2 separate regions of the Homo sapiens genome follow, and region 2 is linked to region 1. A link is a contact called in ENCODE Hi-C or POLR2A ChIA-PET data. All regions are on one chromosome and are shown on one strand. Each heading gives the region's core, a stretch centred on a gene start or an enhancer-like site at or near the end of the contact. The rest is flanking DNA. Distances are from core to core; before and after follow the strand shown.

Region 1 (3,255 bases), core at 243-2,742:
GAAAATGTCACCTGCTCTTAGAAATGCTATCTTGATCCAGGCAGTGGCCATAGGTGTATACAAATGTAAAAGGGCACTGGATCTGTAGTTTTGTTTTGTTTTGTTTTGTTTGCGATAGGCTCACTCTGTTGCCCAAGCTGGACTGCAATGGCACGATCATAGCTCGCTGTAACCTTGAAATCTTGGGCTTAAGTGATGCTCTTGTAGTTGGGACTAAAGGCGTGCACCATCACGCCCAGCTATTTGTAAATTTGGATGGGGGTTGGGGAGCAGGTCTCGAACTCCTGTCCTCAAGCAATCCTCTCACCTTGGCCTCTCAAAGTGCTGGGATACAGGCGTGAGACAGGATTCTTGAAGATCTGTGGTTCAGCCAGTATTCTTGAAAATTTGTGCATTGTACTCTGTGTAAATCTTACTATAGCAAAGTATTTAATATTAAAAGGTTAAAATAAAAAGCACTACCAATCACCTACAGAAGAAGGAACAAGATTTCTAGAACAGCCACTGACTGACTGGGTGAACGGTGGTGTCACACCATATGCTGAGGAGCACAAAGTAACACACTCTATCTCTGCTTTTTTGCTTTGAATAAAATGCAGGAGCCAGAGAAAACACTAATCAAGCCACTCCCTGCTGAAAATTCATTGCTGGAATTACGGAACCTAGATTGTTCAGAGGCCCTGACGTCTGAGCCAGGCGCTGAGCTCAGTGCCTTTACACTCATTACTTCATAACCTTAACAAGCCCATGAGTTAAGACCAAACCTGCCTTTGGATTGGGAAACCCAGGGTCAAAAAAGCACTTTTCTCAGGATGAGAGAAAGCATACTTATCAATACATCTTGTATTCATCCATGCAGGACATTACAGCGCTATGCGCCTCAAAGACACTGGGTAGATGTCTGCAGAATGGACGAGGGGAAGACACGCAAATTTCTGAATGACTGACACTCATTAGTCCTGAACCTCATGCTAAAGGCGACCTCGAGGGGAAGAGGCAGTCCTTCTATTAATACTAAGTCAGTAATAACCTCCCTACTTCTTCTTCTCTCCTTACAACACAAGGCGTTGTAAGCCCATGTGTCCAAACGAAGGGAAAGAGTAGTCATTCACTCCGCGGGGCAGCGTCTTTCAACCCCAACGGAGACCGCACGCGCAGCGCCCCACATTACGCACGCGCCCTGGCTCGGCTCCGCCCCGCCAAGTCCCGTTTCGCGACGCGCACGCGCAGCCTGGGAGCGCGACTGCGTACCTGCGCAAAGCTGGAAGCGGACGCTTTTTTCTTCTTACTGGCGCCATAGCCCCCGCCGCTGCTGCCATTGTGGGAAGGGCTGGCCGGCCTCTTCTTGCTGTTCCGGACTATTCCGGGAGTGGAAGTGGTGGCCACAATTGGAATTTGCGCCGCCATCGCACTCCGAGTCTTCCCCTGGTCCCCCCACCTTTTTCCCAGCGCGGGCCTTGGAACTTCCTTTCCGCTGTTACTTCCGTCTTGATGCTTGAAAACCCGGCCTGGACTCCAAGCTGTAGCTGGCTTCTCTCGGTGCAATCTAAAAGGCGGAGCTCGGAGTAGCCTGTGCCGTCGGGACGGGAAGATGTCAGCGGGCGTTGTCCTGCCACTCGGGCGCTCTGGGCGTGGGCCTTGGGTGGGGCACGTGCCTGGAAATCCCCATTGATAGAGGAATAGAAAATCTCCCAATCTTTTTAAGTAACTACGTTTTAAAAAATTAATGAGCGTGTTGTCTTTTCTCATATAGAAGAGTGATTACTTTTGATGTCTGTAAGCCTAAAGCTGGGGTCGTTCTCAGTAGACCGCCAAGCTACTGGCTTCTCCCTCTATCCCTCCCTGCCTTCCCACGCGGAAAAGGTTTGTATATAAATAGCGCCCAAATGGACATGAAGGGTAGAGTGGTTCTTAATCTCTCCCTTTTTTTTTTTCTTTTATTTGAGACGGAGTTTCGCTCTTGTTGTCCAGGCTGGAGTGCAATGGCGCGATCTCGGCTCACTGCAAACTCCGCCTCCCGGGTTCAAGCGATTCTCCTGCCTCAGCCTCCCGAGTAGCTGGGATCACAGGCATGTGCCACCATGCCCGGCTAATTTTGTATTTTTAGTAGAGACGGGGTTTCTCCATGTTGGTCAGGCTGGTCTCGAGCTCCCGACCTCAGGTGATCTGCCCGCCTCGGCCTCCCTAAGTGCTGGGATTACAGGCGTAAGCCACCACGCCCGGCCGGTTCTTAATCTCTTAGGATTCACAGACTCTTGAGCATGGAATCTGTGCTTCCTATCCCTGCCGCACACCCCCACCTCCCCACCACCCCATTAAATGTATACAGACACAGACAAAATTTTACAGATTTCAGGGAGGTCACAGATCTACTAAAACCTATTTAGGAACCTGAGTCCCCCTACCCGCCTTGTTCTTTGCCTCATTCTACCCTATATTTTTACAGAACCTTTGCGACATCATATAACTAAATGATTTATAATCGGATGGTTAATGTCTTTTTTGGCTCCTGCTAGAATGTAATCTGTATGAGGGAAGGGTCAGTTATGTCTTGTTAACTTATCAGTCCCCCCAATCACAGTACCTTGCAAGTCATTGGTGCATTATAAGTATTTTTAATGATGTATTTAACGAATGAACTAACTCCCTGCAGTGATTGGTGGAAGCTACTATGTTTGAATACAGGAAGTTGATGTATATGAGTCTTGATATTTGAAATAAACAGGCTGCACAATGACTTAGAGGTGAGAGAGAAGGAGCAGTTAGGGAAACTTGCAATATTGTTACTGACATATTTTTTCCTTTAGAGAAAGGAATAAGCCTACCAGTGTTGAAATGTTCTTTCCCACACCCCATCTCCATCCCTATCCTCATCTAAAGCTAGTCTTTTCCTCATTCCTTAACTCAAGGACTCACCTCCAACAAGCCAGTCACCTAAGCAAACTCTACTGTCCCCACCTCCTCCCATTCCTCACCTCCTCAGCTCGCTTCTCTCCTTCACGGCTCCTGCCCTGGTGAATCTGTATCCCATGTCTACATCTCAGCAACAGCCTCCAGATGGACGTTTCGGCCGCCATCTTTCCCTTATCCATTCCTGACCCCAGACCATCCTTCACACTGGCTGCCAGAATGGGATTTCTAAATTACAAATATAATCATACCACTTACTTTCTTACATTCTTCAGGGCCCTTTTGCCTTCAGGGTAAAATTTTTTTTTTACCTTCAGGGTAAGAACGTTTTGGCTTGTCATACAA
Region 2 (3,105 bases), core at 397-2,896, 390 kb before region 1:
AATTTCCTGAGACCATGTTCCTGATACCTTGACCATGTTTACGTTATTGGTCTTAATCAGGGAGAAATGATATTTTCAGAAGTCAAACTGCCATTCCCTTTCTAATAAAATATGCTCTGATTTTTGGGCATTGTAGGGTAGTAAAACTATACTGGGGGTATATCACATATAGAGTGTTATTATTAAAAGCCATGATAGGAGAAAGGCTCCTATAAATGCATTAAGACCTCATTTTTTCTAGAAGTCATATCCAGTTATTGGGAATACAGCCAAGATAATATAAGCCAAAATGTCTTCCAAGAGTCAGAATAGGTGCTATAAAATGTATGCACCTTAGTCTTCATTCATGAGTTTCTGAGGTACTTACCCAGAGTGTGTTTGCTCTTTCTTAATTTAGACATAATTGTAATAAAGATGGGGATGTGGTTTCTTAGCACATAGCTCATTAGGGCAAGGAATATACAGGTATCAATAGAAAGTACAAACCTCAGTTAAAAAAAAAAACTTAAAACCTTACTAAAGAGCCTCATAGTATCCTGGGATCTTTATTACAAAATCAAATCGTTCCATTGCCTCTCAGTAGTCTTTAGTATATGTATGACACCAGCAGGCAGTCATCAATACTCTCATAGGTCCCTTACAATTCTTAGAATTGTCATAATTCTCTGTAATATTGACCCTGATTTATTTCCCTCATGAGCTCTATTTTTACATTATCTAAACTGGCACCCCTGCTTGTGGGAGTCACTCAAAGCCGTTCTCTTTATACACAGTCTGCTTTTGTTCATCTGAAATTTAGAGCAAATGAAAGGTGATGGTCAGCGGTCTGGAAAATTCACATATCTGTATCACATTTATATCACAGTGTTGCCAGGTCACTAACATGTAGCAGTAATTTTGTTCCCACCTCTAAGCCTTGGTCATTTCTTAATTATCTGCATTAGTGGACGTAAGCAGTGGCTGGTATCATCAAAAACAGGTGATAGTCCTTAATTTTTTTTTATTTTGAGTTTGGAATACTTGATTTATTTTTTTAGTGGATTTATCTCTCCCCCAAAATTTCCTTAGGCCAATATTAAAATTAGCTTATGTCCTAACTATTATACAGTAAGAGCAGTAAGTGGCAGCTCCCAAACATTTTGTATGACAGAGGGACCAGATTAGAGTGGAAAAAGTGATCCTGGAGTAGATTGTCACCATGAAAGGACTCAGTCTACATTAGCAAGAAAAAAAATTGTGCTTTTACATTGTACAGACTACTTATATAAGCATGCACCAGAGATTGCTTATGTATAAAATAGATACATTCTAAATACTTGGTGCATCCTGTTTTTTTAAGAACATGCTAGATTTTTCAACCATTTTGATACAGATAAAAGCTTTTCTTTATGATTCAGAGAAGCCTTAGAATAGTTTGGCTGTGGCTTCTCTGTGTGTCGTTGGGGACTTTACTGTAACAAGCTTACTGCATAAGCAGAGGCTGTCACCTAAGGGTAAATGGCTGCTTGGTAAGTTTTATTGTCTACATTCTGAGGAGTTGCATCTTGAATTGGTTTTAATCTACCAACCAGGGGCATGTATTAAAATACACATTTTCACAATGATAGATATATAAGTACATGCATCATTGTGAATCATGATGTTTGTAAATTTATTGCTATGAGCCATATCTGCAACTCAAGATAGCTGTTGGTGGGGATTGGTTTTTATGTGTGAACACTTACTAAACATAAAAGGAAATTCAAAGTTATGTAGTTACTATAGCAACGACAGCTAAGACACATTGCAGATTCACATACATTCATGTATTTAAATCAAACGCCCATATATAAATATAGTGTGATAGATTTAGAGTTGCTATGGAAATTGAGTTTGAGCTTTCTGCTTTCCTTAGGGACTTCAGTGTTTTAGCCTTAAAATCAGATTAATAGGAATGCCACAAAAGTGGTTTCAAAAGGAAGCAACCTAAGTAGAATAGAATAAAGTATTTGAGCAATCATAATTAAATCCCTAAATGTAGATTTGAATAAATCCTAAGGTGTTTTTCAAGAACATTGTTGAATATTTGAATATTCTCACTCAACAATTACCCTTAATGTTGGGTTTTCTAAGGCTGTTTGTATGACTGTAAAATGTAATCATGTTTATTCATTTATTTGTTTAGCAATGTATGAGCATTTGTTGAGCACCTGTCATCTAAGTACTCATCACCTCTCACCTTCTTTTGGGAAATAAGAATTGCTTTACTTTGTTGGGTTTTTTGTTTGTTTGCTTTGCTTTTTAAGAGAAGCAGTAAAAAATAGCAGTAAGGAGTGGTTTTCATCCTTGTTCTGATCTTGGCTTTATGGCCCAGGATGTAGTCTTTTTTGGTCAGCGGACCACATGCACTTGAAAAGAATGTGTATTCTGCAGTAGTTGGTTGTATAGTGTTTTAGAAATATCAGTTAGATCAAGGTGTTTGATGGTATTATTCAGATCTTCTATGTGCGTTTTTTTACTTACCTAATACCAGTGTCAGAGTAAACAGATCTGTATTTTATGGATTTTTTTGTTGTCCAGTTCTAACATTTGCTGCAGAGTCTGTTGAATTTTCCTGCATTGATCATGGAATTGTCCATTTTTCCCTTTAATTCTCTCCATTTTTGTTTCTTGTATTTTAGTGCTCTATTACTAGATGTATATGTATTTATGTATTTACGAGTGTTAAGTCATCCTGTTGAATTGACCTTTTTTGTCTTCTTCTAAAAAAAAAAAGGGATACATGTGCAGAACGTACAGGTTTGTTACATAGGTATATGTGTGCCATGATGGTTTGCTGCACCTATTGACCAGTCCTCTAAGTTCCCTCCCCTCACCCACAACACCCAAACAGGCCCCAGTGTATGATGTTCCCCTCCCTGTGTCCATGTGTTCTCACTGTTCACTTCCCACTTTGAGTGAGAACATGCAGTGTTTGGTTTTCTGTTCCTGTGTTAGTTCGCTGAGGAAGATGGCTTCCAGCTTTATCCACATCCCTGCAAAGGACATGATCTCATTCCTTTTTATGGCTGCATAGTGTTCCATGGTATATATGTACCACATTTTCTTTATCCAGTCTGTCATTGA

What was found. A loop is a pair of places that touch in the nucleus more often than their neighbours do. ChIA-PET counts read pairs that join two places held with the same protein, here RNA polymerase II (POLR2A). Pooled maps may share reads with other maps.
Region 2: a loop to region 1 is called in a pooled map, with 2.7 times the contacts of the local background. The contact joins the enhancer-like site here to the promoter of INO80C in region 1. A Hi-C loop is called at or near these places in 1 of 168 maps with a recorded cell type or tissue (K562) and 5 of 50 pooled maps. POLR2A ChIA-PET finds 5 or more read pairs at or near these places in 1 of 52 experiments (activated T-cell).

The regions. Positions count from the first base shown.
Region 1 is chr18:35,496,468-35,499,722 of GRCh38, forward strand. It overlaps INO80C (INO80 complex subunit C), which reads right to left and starts at 1,493. Exons shown (of 5, transcript NM_194281.4): 1 at 1,252-1,493. The coding sequence starts at 1,407. RefSeq lists enhancers at 511-660, 931-1,050, 1,401-1,670.
Region 2 is chr18:35,105,270-35,108,374 of GRCh38, forward strand. All of the region lies in intron 4 of MAPRE2 (microtubule associated protein RP/EB family member 2), which reads left to right. Among named protein-coding and RNA genes, the nearest start is that of MAPRE2, 65 kb to the left of the region's middle. Within about 2 kb of position 1,647, at least 3 of the 41 ENCODE cell types and tissues checked have a DNase peak (open chromatin) inside an H3K27ac peak, as active enhancers do.